Linked DNA regions of Homo sapiens: region 1 is linked to region 2. A link is an interaction called in ENCODE POLR2A ChIA-PET data of the cell type or tissue named here. Cell type or tissue: PC-9. All regions are shown on one strand. Each heading gives the region's core, and the rest is flanking DNA. Links, peaks and the distances in the headings are about the cores only.

Region 1 (8,358 bases), core at 1,905-6,904, 150 kb after region 2:
CCTGGAAATCAGCCATATCACATCTTCATTTTAAAAAAGAAGAGCTCTGAGACAGATATGAAGAAAGGAGAGAACTCAGTAGGCATCTCACAATGAGTTCTACAGGCAAGTCTGGCTTATAGGCCCCTGACTTCCAGACCTGCAATCTTGTCTTAAATAATGATCACTAGCCTGGAAAGTGCTTTTGTAATTATTTATGAAAAGATTTTGGCTAAAACCTCATAGTGCTCTTCAAAAGCAAGTTTCTTATAATCATTCTTTCATGGATGGGAAAAGGAAAATGGAGGCATGAATGTTAAAGGATTTGGTTGAGGAAATTCAGCCAGTAAATGGTAGAGCTAAGCTATGACATATGTCCTTTTCACATGGCACAATGCAACCCACGCATTAGTGTCTATTGACTGTAACCACTAATTAAAGGGAAAAAACCCTTTTATCAAGATCACGGTTCTGATCACAATCAACATTCATTTAATTGTTCATTTGATAAACATTTATTAGTAACCAACTATATGACAGGTATAAATATTTATTACATTGATATTCATTCATTTAAAAGAAAAATAAAAATTAAACACAGTTAATTTTCATTATTTGAAGTAGTTATGTTCTATAGAGTCTCTGTGAATACTGAATTAGCACATACTGAATCATTGTCACGGAGAGGAAATACAGGGTTGGGTTCCTGGGAGCCTCTTGTCACAACGTTTTAATCAAATAATCAATACATAGCCTTGTTGCTTGTTGTATGTTTTATGTTTCTGTTTAAAGACACCATGCAAAACATATATTGTCTATTCATTAATATTGAACTCACAGCCAACCACACAGAACTCATGCCTGAAAGGAGCTTATTAACATGAGTGCTTTCTCTGTAAGGCACGTCATAGGCTTCCTGTGCTTGAGGACACTAGATAGCACTTCAGCACTATGCCTGAGGGCCATTTTAAGCAAGAAAACTATCAATAATAAAACACAAAAATGTGAAAAATGTAGCATTAAATAGATCACAGAAAGTACACTTGTTTACAGTATGAGACCTGAAATAATAAGAGAATGTCATCTTGTTCAACCTCAGCTGGGACCCTCAACCAGGAATGTGCACATCAGGCCACTTTGCTTTTCCCCATTCTGCACATGGTATGTCCAGCAATGACTACTAAGCATTGGGAGTATTGATTTGGATGTTACAAATAAATCTTAGTGAATAGGTAAACTCACAAATAGGGAATCCCCAAATAATGAGAATTAGCTACAATCACATTCATTATTACAATTTATTAAAATTATTAAATAATAAATTCAAATGGAAAATGCAATAACAATAAATTTAAAATATAAAATTAATTACATATGCATTTGTTTAAAATAAAACAATATCTGATCCCTGTCCTTAGAGAGCTTACAATCTTGTCCCAAAGGCAAGCAGTAAACACATAAACAAACATAAAATACATGGTTTTTAAATATAACTTGCATGAAAGAAAAGAATAGGTCATAGGGGAGCACAACGTGGTGGGGTCCTTTTATCCTGAGTTGTCAGAATTTACTGAAGCTGAGGCTCCAAATTGGGCCATAGAAATTATCAGGGACAATGTCAGCTTAGGAGGAATCTGGTGAACCTCCTCTCCTCCTCTTGCCTGTCTTCCTTCCCTCCTGGAGGGAGGATGAGAGCACTCCTCAGCGCTTCCTGAAGGAGCTGGGTATCTACAGAAGTCAAGGCCCTGCAGGTGAGTCAGCCTGCTCCCCTACCTCTCAGTTATAAATGTGTTCTCAGGCCATTCACTCTGCATGGCAGAAAGGGAATGGAACTATGTGAAGTTCCATTTTTGTATCTATCAACCAAGAGGTGCTGAAATTAATTTTGTCTAAATGAAAAGAGATAAGATCTATTCAAGGGTTTCCTAAGAAATGTGAGATCCTTACTACAGAAGCAGATTAATATATTTTAGAGTTGAAATGAGCTTTAGAATATTTTATTCTAGCCACCTCATCTTACACAGACAGGAACTAAAAGCGCATTTGCTGAAGCTTGTAGAGATAATTACTTGTAGGATCTGGGTAAAATAGACCAGTTTTAGATGATAAATTCACTTGGAAGAAGACACATGTTCATAGGCAACAGACAATAAATGTTTAGTGTTTGATAAAAGTTGAATTGCTAAAGAATATGTGTGGCATATTTAAATGTCAACTGAGTAAATTTTAAACAGTGAATGTATTTTTCAAATGTGTAAGTGCTGATTCGTTTCTTACTAATAGATAATCTGGTACTTTCTATCCATACACCAAAGGCTGATGAGAAAGTGTTAATTCAAGCAAAGATTCCTTTATCTTTCTGAGTGCTATAAGCCATGCAACTTAGAATTGTGTCAGAATTCCTCAAAATCAACTTTAAGCATAAAACCAATAATATACCATTACATTATAAAAAAATCTGGAAGACCGTCTAAAAAGTCCTCTATGTTAGCTTTATTCTTAATAAAAGTATCTTTTCTCCATGAACTGATTATATATCACTGGTGAATTCAAGAAATAAAGACTTTAAAATGTCTTAAGGATGGCAATAAATAAATGAAAAAACATCATAAGCAAATAAAAAGACAAAAAACGAACTGGGGTATTTAACATATCTCAAATAATTAATAATTCCAATATAAAAATAACTCTAGATGGGAAGGGGGACTTACCTTCATAGAAAAATGGGCTAAATATATGAACAGATAGTACCCCGACCAGAAGAAATCAAATGGCTGTTAACCATATGAAAATACAGTCAGCCTTACCAATAAGAGATAATTAAAATTAAAACTATATTGAAAAATAATTTTTCACCTATCAGATGGGCAAAATTTTAAGTGTAAGGAAATAGGCACATTGAAAATTATTGCTCACGAAGCAAAATAATAAAACCCGTATAGAAGGGAATTTGAGACTGTCTTCCAAAACTACCTATGTATTTACCCTTTGACCAGCAATCTCATTTCCAAAACTCCACTGCAAAGTACTCTGGAAAAAATATATAAAATGATGTATTTACAAAGATTTTCATCACAGCATTGTTTCCAAGAGCAGAAGACTAGAAACTACCAAAATGGCAATCAGTAAGTATATTAGTTTCCCAGGATTGCTGTAAAAAAGTAATAACTATGGTGTAAAAAACTATGTGGTTTAAAAAAACAAACAAACAAAAAATTGTGTCCCAGTTCTGAATGCTGGAAATCTAAAATCAGGCTATCAATAGGGCCATACTCCCTCTGAAACCTGTAGGAAGGAATCTTTCCTTGCCTCTTCTGGTTTCTGACAGTCCTTGGCAGTTCTTGTCTCCAATCTCTGTCTCTGTCTCACATGGCTATCTTCTCCCTGTTGGCTTCTCTCCTCTTCTTATAAGATCACCAAAATATTGAATTAGGGCCTAACTAACATAGGAGGATGACCTCATCTTAACTTGATTATATCTGCAAAAACCCTATTTACAAATAAGGTCACATTTACAAGTACCGGGGCTTGAATATATATTTTTTCTTTTTTCTTTTTTTTTTTTTTTGAGACACAGTCTTGCTCTGTTGACCAGGCTGGCATGCAGTGGTGGGATCGCAGCTCACTGCAACCTCTGCCTCCCAGGTTCAAGCGATTCTCCTGCTTCAGCCTCCCAAGTAGCTGGGATAACAGGCATCCGCCACCATGCCCAGCTAATTTTTTTGTATTTTTACTACAGGATTTCACCATGTAGGCCAGGCTGGTCTTGAACTCCTAACCTCAGGTGAACCACCCGCCTCAGCCTCCCAAACTGCTGGGATTGCAGGTGGAGCCACCACACCCTGCCAAATATAGCTTTTTTTTAAGGACTAGAATATATCTTTTATGTCTGTAAACAAAGTTCAAATAACAGTGAAGGATAGATTGAAGAAACTGTGGTATATCAACACAATAGAAATCTATGTACCTATCATAGAAAAGGTTAATATATCTATATATTACTATAGAATAATCTCAGGAATATGTAGTTAAATCAGAAAGGAAGGTGAAAAAGTATGTAGAGTGTATTAGTCCATTTTCACACTGCTGATAAGTACATACCCGAGATTGGGAAGAAAAAGAGGTTTAATGGACTTAACAGTTCCACATGACTGAGGAGGCCCCACAATCATGGCAGAAGGCAAGGTAGAGCAAGTCACATCTACATGGATGGCAGCAGGCAAAGAGAGAGCTTGCGCAGGGAAACTCCTGCTTTTAAAACCATCAAATCTTGTAAGACTTATTCACTATCATGAGAACAGCCTGGGAAATACCTGTCCCCATGATTCAATTACCTCCCACCAGGTCCCTCCCACAACACATGGAAATTCAAGATGAGATTCTGGTGGGGACACAGCCAAACCAGATCATATAGTATGCTGCTAGTTAATGCCTGTATATGCCTATGTGTGTGTCTTAATTACAAAGTAGTAATGATGTAACAGAGTTATCTAAATAGGGAGAGAGTTATATGGAAAAGACAAAAATAGAGGTAAAACTTTTATGAATATAAGTTGTTTTATGGATTTGATTTTAGAACCACATACATATTTTACATATTTATAAAATAAAATTGAAACTTAAAAGTAAGCCCTAAACATCAAGGCAAAATGTATCAAAATGAATCTGTGTACCCAGCTGGTGGAACCAAGATAGAAACTATTCCAAATGACTAAAACACAGTAATTTGAGAGTACATCCCCAAGTACACACAGTTGTAAACAAATCTTAAACTGTTTTTCAGCAATCATATTATTAAAGGGAGTTTTAGGCCTGTTATGAGTGTTATATATAATATAAATAAATAAAGCTATTGAGTGATTATTTTAGCTTCCTTGAATACTAGAAGTTTTGATGTGAAGAAAGGTAATACAAGATGGTTAAGGTTAAGTCAAAACCCTGTAGTTCTTAATTTTATTTGCATGTATTAGTATTTAAATTAACATGTACTATCTAACTGAATCCACAAAAAATCTTAGACAAAAGATTGACCCAGTAGTGATGAGGGCCTAGATTTTGGTCTGTAAATACCATTTCCATAAAAAAGGAATGAAGAATATTTTGAAAGATAGGCAATACTAGCTCTGAGTTAGGAAATACAGGACAAGCTTGGACTATCTTATTGTAATAAAATATAAAGCTATCAATGACTGCTAGATTTACGTCAAAAAGACCCTGGAACCAACAATAGTAAGCTCTCATTATGCAAAGATGGGGCAATATTAATGTCAACAAAGATAATAACTTTTGCAGACTAAAGTATATCAAATATACTTAAATTTATGAATTAATGATTTTATTCAGAAGGAAAAAATTGGTCACCACCAATTTGCTATTTTAAAAAATGATAAAGGGAAGTAAGTATTTATTCACATACAAATTGTATCATAAGGTAAACAAACAATTTGATGAGGGAAAGTTTTTGTTACCAAATGAAGAAGATGTGTAATCATTTTATATCCCATACTAAATGAATAGACCCAGAAAATAAATATCAATAGCTGCTAACATTAAAAAAGAAAGACAAGTAGATATGATTCAGTTCCTGATAGAAGTAAACAATACCTTCTATAATAAAGTCATGCCAAAATATTGACTTTTAATTTGATTAAACCTATAGATAAGTGTCAGTTCATAAGAGAGAAACACATTGGATGAGACTAAGAGTATGCAATATTAAATTCCAGGACATGAGAAACACTACAGGACAAGCAACCTGTTTCCCTCAACAACAACCAAAAATAAACAAACAAAAAACTTCAAGAAAAATAAAAAGGTGAAAGGGAACTTGTAGAGTAAAAGGCTCTTAAGAGACCTTTAGCCAACCTCAGATCTGGAACTTTTTCTATTTCAATTCAATTCAATTCCAATGCAGATGAACTATTAAAAAGCAACAACGTTTGTATGACAACTGAAGTTTGAACCCTGACTGGCTATTTAGTGATATTGAGGAATTATTGTTGACTTCACATAATGAAAGGTAGGGGGTGAAATGTAATGATGGTGTTGTGGTTATATTTAAAAGTGGGGTTCTTGCCTTTTAGAAACAAACACTAGAATACTTACAGATGATATAATATCATGTCTGGGATTTGTTTTGAAATAATCAGGAAGGGGAAAGGGGAAAATGGGTAGGGGTACAAAAGAAATAAATTAGCAATGAGAAGATAATTGTTGACCTGGGTTATCGGTACATGGGGTATTCATTATACCATTGTCTCTACTTTTGTATGTGTTTCAAATTTTCCATAATGTATTTTTTATGGCAAAGATATTATATAAATATATAAAATATATAATATAATAAGTATATATTATGTATAGCTATATATTATATATACTTATAATATATAATATATACTTACATAATATATAAATATATACTTATATATAGTATATATAATATATACTTGTATATTATAGATCTTATAAATATGAATGTGCACACATTGATACACATTTTAAAGTATCTCTACTTATAATATTTTCATATTCATACATGTACATAAGTACATACATCCAGTAAGAACAATAAAAATGTACAAGCTTTTGGTTTGTCCTTTTACCCTATTACTCAACTTATTGGTATTGAATTTGCATTGTCTTTTGAGTAGATCACCCTATGCAATGTCAATTATAGCCATCAAACCAAGCACAATTTTCTTCCCTTTGGGACACTTACCTGCACATATGAGAATTCCATAGGAAGACAATATAAATGATAGTAACTTCCAGATTTCTATTTAATATCTTAGTGCCAGTCACTCCAGATTTCCTGATTCCCATAATAACGTAGGTGTGGCAAACACAGTAACATGTGGATTGTGGGTGTTCTCTTGCTGAATTTGTGCAATAGGGTTGAAATATGTCACCACTGACACCTGTTTCTTTCCTAGGTGACACCAGATGCCTTGTAGTTTACATCTAATTAAATGTTGTATCATTTTACTCTGATTATTTGCTCACCAGATTAATTTGTTAATCAGTGGTAAAGTTCAATAACTCTAAAGTGTGATGATGAATCAGATAAACCATGATTCTTCCCCTAGGAAGGAGTGAGTAAGGATTTGGGGGAGGATCTCAAATTGGTAGTAGATAGATATTTCTACAGTATGAAGTCTCTCCATATGGAAACTTGAGGCCAGAAAAAGAAAGAAAGCCTCCACCTCATTCTTCTTCCCTTCCGAGTCCACACTTTGGCTATTACTGCTTCTCTTTTTTCTCATCACCAAGTTACACTCTTATTTTATTTTAAAGGTGCATATTTGTATGTATATATATGTTTATTCACATTTACACATGTCAGGGTCTAAGTATTGAAAAGCTTTAGTAAAATTGATATATTTGTTTTGCCTTAACTTATATATAAAGAATAGATTTCTGTAGTTCTCTGTCTTCCATAGGTCTCTCTATTCAGCTTTGTCGTTCCAGTCTGTTTCCTCTTGTAGTGCTTCAGAATAGAGCCCTTCCAGAAAAAAAAGAAAAAAACTTCAGTTATTATGGCTGCCTTCCTTTGAGCTCTTTATCTTTCATTATTTCCTTTCAAGGAGTGTTGCATACTAGACAATTTTCTTTGTCTAGTGAGTCTGCAATGGAATGTTACTACCAAGACCCTCACCGAGAGAATCTCTGGACCAGAGCTCTGAAGGTCAATGTAGTGTACAAGAAAGTAAGAGTAGGCTATTGGTGTTAGAAACAGCCTGCTAGGATTTAAATTTAAAATACATGTCTTCTATTTTAGACAAACCATTAACAATTCACATTTTTTGTTATTAAGTTTTTGGATTAGTTTACTATTGGATTACGATTAAACCTACTTGGATTAAACCAATAGGTTACTATTGACCCTGAGCTTATCCCATGTCAAATTATGTGAACAAAATCCTGGGAAAGAGCCCCTCAAAAACTGCCTCTGCCCATGGAGCCCCCATATCTAAAATGAAATGGTGACTAGGAAGTGGTGAGTGGGTCATGCTCCCATAGCAGAAACCCCAGGTGGCTCTTCGCCACCTCAAAATGGTTTCAAATCTTACAATCTTTCTTTTTCTATCATTACTAAATGTATTAACTGCTTCCCTCAAAGTGTGTAGGCTCAAAACTCAATATAGAGTATTTTCCTCATATCCATGGCTTTGCTCTCCACTATTTCAGTTATCTGCAGTCCAAAAATACTCAGTAGAAAATTCCAGCAATATACAATTCATAAGTTCTAAACTAAGTGCCATTCTGAATTCATGATGAAATCTCACCCTCTTGCTCCGTTCCGCCCAGGACGTGAATCATCCATTCTGTCCAGAGTATCCACACTATATATGCTACCTGCTCATTAGTCACTCAGTA
Region 2 (8,358 bases), core at 1,239-6,238:
AAGAGAAGCAATTTCTTTTTAATCTTCAGATCAAAGCCAAATCTGAGAGATGTCTTTTTTTTAAATCACTAATTTCATATCCCAAACTATCACTTCATCCATAACAACCTACTATAGCTCTCCAGCTACTGCCTGTCTTCCTTTTTTACTTCTCTTAGTTTGCCATGATGGATTTATTTTTTCAGGAGGGCTTCCTTTAAGCCACATCCTTAGGTCCTCTTGCACCTCTCTTTTTATATCCACACCATGGCACCTTAGGATGGTAAAGCTAGCTGTCAGTCAAAGCATTCCCTACTCCCAGCGTGGCTGAGTCAACTCAGCCCTGAGAGGAAGCTTGAAGGAGGCTGTTAAAATCTATTCATAGATGAAGCGATGTTCCAGCCACAGCGAGAGGTTGCCAATGACGCATGCATGCACCAGCAGTGACATAGGAATAAAATGAAGAGGAGGCTGATGAGGAGGAGGGAGAACAGAGGGGCGGCCAACATAGGATCTCAGAGCCACAGCTGATATCAGCTGCATCACTTTTTGCTATGGGCAGAATTACAAGGACTCATTTTGAACGCAGCACTAGCGCTAGCTGCACTGACACAGATTCCGTGTCCTCTGTCTGAATTATCATGTGGCATGCAGGGCCCTGTATATATGTACAAACACTGTGGGAGTCCTCAGCTTTGTGACATGTACAAGCTCTACAAGGAGCAAATGAGGGCCCCTGGAAGTGTGTGGAGAAGAAAGGAAAGGCAAGGATGTGGAAGATGGAGAGGGGAAGATGAAGGACAGTTCATTCATTCAATTTGGATATATTAAGTACCAGGTTCTGTTCTAGATCTGAAGAGACAAATAAAACAGCCTGGATCCCAAAAGAGATTATAGCATATTAAACTTTGGAGAGTTGTTGAAGGATTAAAAACAAAATCCCCCAATATGTTATAGCTGGAAAGTGCAAAAAAGATTACCATGGAAACTTTAGTTCAGTTTGCTAGTTCAGACAAACTTATCCTAATGAATATGCATGAAAATAGTTCATGGAGCTCACATAAATTTACATATTTTATCTATTGTCAGCCACTTATTGAGGACCTACTACTGCCAGGAATTATGTTAGCTACTGCTGGGCAATGGATACCAAGCATCTCTTGCTGCATTATCAGGCCCTCTAAGTGCGTTAGAAGCAGCTCCATAAGGATGTGGAGAACTACACGAGCTGAGTAGATGACTTTGCTATGCAGAAAAGTACTGTTTTCTCAAAAGTGAAAGATAATGAATGTCCTTTATTGAGACCTTATAAACCATGCCAGGAAAGTCTCAAGGATAATGGGAGGAAATGTAGCAGAAAGACCACTGACCTTAATTGGGTTGGGTTTTAGCTGTAGCTCTGTCTTGATTAAAATCCATTTAGGAACTAGTTCTTCTCATCTGGAAATTAGGTTTGATAACTTCTAATATCTCTTCCAAATTTGAAAGTTATAGTTTTCCAGTATGTTAGGGTTCTTAATTCCCAAATTAAAAAAAAAAAAAACCTTTAATTCACTAGTGCAGGTAATAGAATAGCCACGTGACACTTTAAATTTTTTTTAATTTTTCTATTTTTCCATAGGTTATTGGGGTGCAGGTGGTGTTTGGTTATATAAGTAAGCTCTTTAGCGGTGATTTGTGAGATTTTGGTACACTCATCACCTGAGCAGTATACACTGCACTATATTTGTAGTCTTTTATCCCTCGCCCTCCTCCCACACTTCCCCCCAAGTCCCCAAAGTCCATTGTATCATTTTTATGCCTTTGCACCCTCATATCTTAGCTCCTACGTATCAGTGAGAATATATATTGTTTGGTTTTCCATTCCTGAGTTACTTCACTTAGAATAATAGCCTCCAATCTCATCTAGGTCGCTGCAAATGCTATTAATTCATTCATTTTTATTGCTGAGTAGTATTCCATCATAAATATATATCTCACAGTTTCTTTATCCACTCATTGATTGATGGTGGATAATCTTTTTTGGTTCCATATGGGTATTTGGATTGGTTCCACAATTTTGCAATTACAAATTGTGCTGCTATAAACATGCGTGTGCAAGTATCCTTTTCATATGACTTCTTTTCCTCTGGGTAGATACCCAGTAGCGGGATTGCTGGATCAAATGGTAGTTCCACTTTTAGTTTTTCAAAGAATTTCTGCACCATTTTCCATAGTGGCTGTACTAGTTTACATTCCCACCAGCAGTATAGAAGTGTTCCCTGATCACCGCATCCATGCCAACATCTAGTTTTTTATTTTTTGATTATGGCCATTCTTGTAGGAGTAAGGTGGTACCACATTGTGGTTTTGATTTGCATTTCCCTGATCATTAGTGATATTGAGCATTTTTTCATATGTTTGTTGGCCATTTGTATATCTTCTTTTGAGAATTGTCTATTCATATTATTAGCCCACTTTTTGATGGGATTATTTGCCTTTTTCTTACTGACTTGTTTAAGTTCATTGTAGATTCTGAATATTAGTCCTCTGTCAGATGTATAGATTGTGAAGATTTTCTCCCACTCTGTGGGTTGTCTGTTTACTCTGCTGACAGTTCCTTTTGCCATGCAAAAGCTCTTTAGTTTAACTAAGTCCCAGCCATTTATGTGTTTTTTATTGCATTTGCTTTTGGGTTTTTGGTCATGAAATCCTTTCCTAAGCCAATGTCTAGAAGGGTTATCCTAATGTTATCTTCTAGATTTTTATAGTTTTAGGTCTTAGATTTAAGTGCTTAATCCATCTTGAGTTGATTTTTGTATAAGGTGAGAGGTGTGGATCCAGTTTTATTCTCCTACATGTGGCTAGCCAATTATCCCAGCACCATTTGTTGAAAAGGGTGTCCTTTTCCCACTTTATGTTTTTGTTTGCTTTGTCAAAGATCAGTTGGCTGTAAGTATTTGGGCTTATTTCTGGGTTTTCTATTCTGTTTCACTGGTCTATGTGCCTATCTTTATACAAGTACCATGCTGTTTTGGTGACTATGGCCTTATAGTATAGTTTGAAGTCAGGTAGTATGATGCCTCCAGATTTGTTCTTTTTGCTTAGTCTTGCTTTGGCTATGCAGGCTCTTTTTTGGTTCCATATAAATTTTAGAATTTTTTTTCTAATTCTGTGAAGAATGATGGTGGTATTTTGATGGGATTGCATTGAATTTGCAGACTGCTTTTGGCAGTATGGTCATTTTCACAATATTGATTCTACTCATCCATGAGCATGGGATGTGTTTCCATTTGTTTGTGTCTATGATTTCTTTCAGCAGTGTTTTGTAGTTTTCTTGTAGAGGTCTTTCGCCTCCTTGGGTAAGTATATTCCTTTTTTTTTTTTTTTTTGCAGCTAACGTAAAAGGGGCTGAGTTCTTGATTTGATTCATCGCTTAGTCACTGTTGACATATAAAAGAGCTACTGATTTGTGTACATTAATCTTGTATCCGGAAACTTTGCTGAATTCTCTTATCAGTTCTAGGAGCTTTCTGGAGGAGTCTTTAGGGTTTTCGAGGTAAACGTTCATATCATCAGCAAACAGTGACAGTTTCACTTCCTGTTTACCAATCTGGATGCTCTTTATTTCTTTCTCTTGTTCTATTGCTCTGGCTGGGACTTCCAGTACTACGTTGAAGAAGAGTGGTGAGAGTGGGCACCCTTGTCTTGTTCCAGTTCTCAGAGGGAATGCTTTCAACTTTTCGCCATTCAGTATTATGTTGACTCTGGGTTTGTCATAGATGGCTTTTATTACATCGAGGTATGTCCCTTGAATGCCAATTTTGCTGAGAGTTTTAATCATAAGGGGATGCTGGATTTTGTTGAATGCTTTTTCTTCATCTATTGAGATGATCAGGGTAATTTATTTATTTACTTTTATTTATTTATTTATTTGAGATGGAGTCTTGTTCTGTCGCCCAGGCTGGAGTGCAGTGGCACGATCTCGGCTCACTGCAAGCTCCGCCTCCCGGGTTCACGCCATTCTCCTGCCTCAGTCTCCCGAGTAGCTGGGACTACAGGTGCCTGCCGCCATGCCTGGCTAATTTTTTGTATTTTTAGTAGAGACGGGGTTTCACCGTGTTACCCAAGATGGTCTCGATCTCCTGACCTCGTGATCCGCCTGTATCGGCCTCCCAAAGTGCTGGGATTATAGGCGTGAGCCACCGCACCCGGCCGTAATTTTTGTTTTTAATTCTATTTATGTGGTGTATCACATTTATTGACTTGCGTATGTTAAACCATCCCTGCATCCCTGGTATAAAACCCACGTGATCATGGTGGATTATCTTTTTGATATGTTGTTGGATTCAGTTAGCTAGTATTCTGTTAAGGATTTTAGCATCTATGTTCATTAGGGATATCAGTCTGTAGTTTTCTTTTTTTTTTTTTATGTCCTTTCCTGGTTTTGGTGTTAGGATGATGCTGGCTTCATAGAATGAATTAGGGAGGATTCCCTCTTCCTCTATCTTGTGGAAATAGTGTTAAAAGGTTGGTACAAATTCTTCTTTGAATGTCTGGTAGAATTCTGCTGTGAATCCGTCTAGTCCTGGACTTTTTTTTTTTTTTTTGGTAATTTTAAAATTACCATTTCAATCTCACTGCTTGTTATTGGTCTATCCAGGTTATCTAATTCTTCCTGATTTAAGCGAGGAGGGTGGTATGCGGGCTGCCTATACTGTAACCTCCATCTCAGCCCGGACTCTCCTCTTACTCCCCACACCTCATTTCCTAATATGTCTAGGTTCCATAGAGGAAACATCTCTTTCTCTTAGCTCATATTCATGCTTGGAGAAGAAATACAGTGAGGAATAGTGGGGAAAATCCTAGAAGGACTCTACCCTTCTTACTTTCTCTGTGGTTTTGAAAAAGTCAGTTCACTTCCATGAACCTCAGTTTCTTCATCTGTATTAGGAGGGGATTTGACAAGATGAGGGCTCAGCAGACTAAAGGGTCAAAGTCAGCCTGGTGCCTGTTTTAGTATCCCTGCAAGGTAAGAATGACTTTCACATTTTAAATGGTTGAAAAAAATCAAAAAATTAATATTTCATGACATAGGAAAACTGTATAAAATTCAAATTTCAGTGTCCCTTAATAAAATGTTATGAAGACACAACCATACTTAATTATTTATATATCATCCATGGTTGTTTTTTGTTAATGACCAAAATACTTATAATCTGGACCTTTAGAGAAAAACTTTGCCAACCCCTGGACTAGATGGTCCAATTGGTTCGTTAAATAGTAAGTTTCTGATTGTATTTTAATTTTATTTTAAATAAATTGTATACATCTTAAATAAATTTTTAAATAAATTTAATATGTTTTATTAATAATATAAAATTATTCTTTTAAATAACTACCAACTAAAACACTACAAATGTTTTAATGTTTACATATCATTTCTGCAGGTGGGCATATTCAGCCTTGAGCAGTGGAAGATACCAAGTGATACAGTTTGAATGACCCAGAAAGGCACTCTCCATTTTGTATCCCCCCTTAGCCCTCCATTACTCCTCTTGATCAAGAAGTTGGCATTTGGAGTTATGGAATTGTCTCCAGGATCCCCTATCAGAACGAGATTCTCTTGCTGGGGAAAGTAAATGCCCTGCCAGTGGTGTTTCTGGAGGCATTGCGCACTGAATCTCCATCTGCTCCCACACATCTCAGCCCTGGCCCCTGAGCAGGGCCATGTGACCAGTTCTAGTCAATTAAAACTCCAACTACAAATCTCCAGTTCTTTCTCCCCTTGCCTTTGCCAGGTCTGCAGGCACTTGCTGGAGGAAAGTGTTGTAAGATGATGGAGCCCCAGGCCATCTGCATACTTTGAGTGATTCCCTCCACCCCTCATCCAGTACAGATACAGAATATTGTTGGAAACACATGCACCATGAGCAAGATATAAAACCTCCAGATTTGAATATTATTTGCTACAAATGCCTAGTCTATCTTGACAAATACAGTGTGCATAAACATTGCTTGGAGAGTTCGTTCAAATCCATTTCTCAGTTCCCACATTAGCTAAATCAGAATTTCAGGTGCAAGGGAAAAGTCATCATCACATTTAAAAAAAAAATCATTCAGTAAATTTGATACACACCAGTGATTAAAAACCACTGTGGATAGCCATTTGCATTCCTTGATGATATTGACAGCAATTACCAGGGTCTTTGAAATCTTTTCACTCATAGCACTCAGAAAATGATATTAGTTATATGACTTACTGGGCCCAATCGACCAAGCTGTGTGTGGCTAGAAGCTGAATGGGATGGGGATATAGGAAAGAATGGCTTTCATATTCTGGGCCCTGCCTGTCCCTAAAGCCGAGAGATGACCATTTCAGATCACCCTTCATGTTTGTAATGCTGTGCAGAGGCATGTGGGTTGGGAAGCTCTGATGTCAGCCTGGTGGTCTAGCTAGAGCAGGATGCAGAGGACATGGGACATGGGAAAACGCAACAAGTATCACCCAGGGAGGGCTCTGGGAGACAGCAGTCTGGAGGCCAAAGTGGTGGATTCTGCCACGTGAGAGAACTGCATCAAGTCCTAGAGAGTTGGATGAGGAGCTGGATGAGAACAAAGTAGTCGGGGCAAAGTCTAGGGTTTAATAAGAACTATTCCAAAGGTTTTGTGAAGTTTATAATCCTGCTTAATTCTGGCCCCAGCTAAGGCTCATTCTAAATGAGAATTCAATGCCAGTGAGCTGAAACGCATCTTTATCCAACCTGCAAACACCTATTCTGTGCCAGGAACCGTGTTTAGAAACAAAGCAGGATGTATATGCAGGGCCAGGAAATATTCCCAGGTGCCTCCCCTTGTTGTATGGGGTTTTCTGCAAGACTTATCTTGGCCCAAGGGCCTGCTTTTGGTCAAGGGCTACTTCCCTCTTCCCCATATCACATCACATTATCTGCTTTTCCAAGCCTTAGCTGGTCCGATTCACCTAAAGCAGTAGTACCTAGGGGACAGCCCCATGAGTCAGCTCCTCCTCTGCAGTTCACACAGATTCCAGGAGGTCTTTTTAATCTGTCCGCCAGAAACTGCTGAACACAAAGCACCTGAGTGTATGAAAAATATTATGTTTGGGTACATCCGTGCACTTCTGCGCAAGGCACAGATTTGGAATACTTTACACTAGGAGATGTTCTGGTCTAAGAAATGATATGCTACTGCATCAGTAATAAAATACATCATCTGTCTGCACTGAAGAGCTCTTATAAACCTTAATTATTATCATTAAACACAAGTGTAAGTGCTCTGGAATTTCATACCAGGGCGGGGCTCTGTGAAGTGGCACTTCAGTTTCCCCAAAGGGCTGGCTGAGAGCAGGGAGCAGGCCCACAGAGATTTGGACATAACCACGACCACTCCTTTGAGTGGAATTATTTGGAATTATTTTAGTGGCAACTGGTTGGGTGTTGAAACAATGTAAATGCTATGGTTGGAGGCATTGGTATTCTCCTGGCTACACTGTCTCAGCTAGATGACTCGCTGACCCAAGTTACCATAGTCATCTTTCCAAAACCAGTGAAGGGAATTCCCAAAATTTTCCTAACCTACTGGGCATCCTTACAGGCACAGAATAAAACTTTTTGAAACAGATTCCTCAACTTGCTGTGCAAATGCTTCACTCATACAATGAACCAAAGCTGGGGCAACTTACATTGCATATAGCACCCTTCTGCTTCAAGTTCACATTTGTGTCAAATTCAGTGCTATTATGGGGCTCCTGCAGTATACCTAAGTCTGTCCCAGGTGCTGTGGGAGTTTCAGAAAAATTATAAGGGAGTCCCATCGTGGAGGAGCTTATAATCTAAGAATAAAGCAGCTATCATCTGAAGCACTAAACTCATGTCAGACGAATTTGGGTTCAAATAATATGTATTTCTCCACTTTCTGGCTGTTTGAACTTGGGCCCCAGATTTTATCTTCTGAGTCTACATTTCATCTTCTGCAAGTTAAAGATAACGATAACTACCCTGAGAGGCATTTATGAGAATTAAGTCAGATAATCCTCATCAGACACTGAGTGCAGAAACTGACCCATCGTGAGGGCTCAGTAAATGAGAGCAATGATGATGACAATGATGATGAGACAATAGTAAGCAATAGAATGCAGTATCTAATTGGAAACAAAATTATAAAATATGTACCATACATCTGATAGGAGTTTGGAAAAGGGAGAACCTCTTGGGGTTAAAATACTAAAAAAGGTTTTATGATAAAAAGGGACCAGTGTTGAGCCTGGAAGGATACATAGAATTCCAATGGGGGAGGTTAAAAGAGTTGACATTCCAATTGGGCAAAATAACTACAGTTGGTGAAAACATTCAAAGTTGGCAGCAAGACCTGTTGTGATAT

What was found. Peaks named below come from ENCODE experiments on the same cell type or tissue, not always from the same donor. Only the 100,000 strongest peaks of a DNase experiment are listed, where the experiment ranks them.
Region 1: POLR2A ChIA-PET joins it to region 2 with 5 read pairs; 3 of 35 experiments call an interaction of 5 or more read pairs at or near these places.

The regions. Positions count from the first base shown.
Region 1 is chr5:58,002,473-58,010,830 of GRCh38, reverse strand. No RefSeq gene overlaps it. Among named protein-coding and RNA genes, the nearest start is that of LINC02225, 110 kb to the right of the region's middle. In PC-9, for the core only: no CTCF peak of the experiment used is centred there; no DNase peak of the experiment used is centred there.
Region 2 is chr5:58,148,574-58,156,931 of GRCh38, reverse strand. No RefSeq gene overlaps it. Among named protein-coding and RNA genes, the nearest start is that of LINC02101, 30 kb to the right of the region's middle. In PC-9, for the core only: no CTCF peak of the experiment used is centred there; a DNase peak (open chromatin) is centred at 3,441; H3K4me3 peaks cover 431 bases; H3K27ac peaks cover 1,709 bases.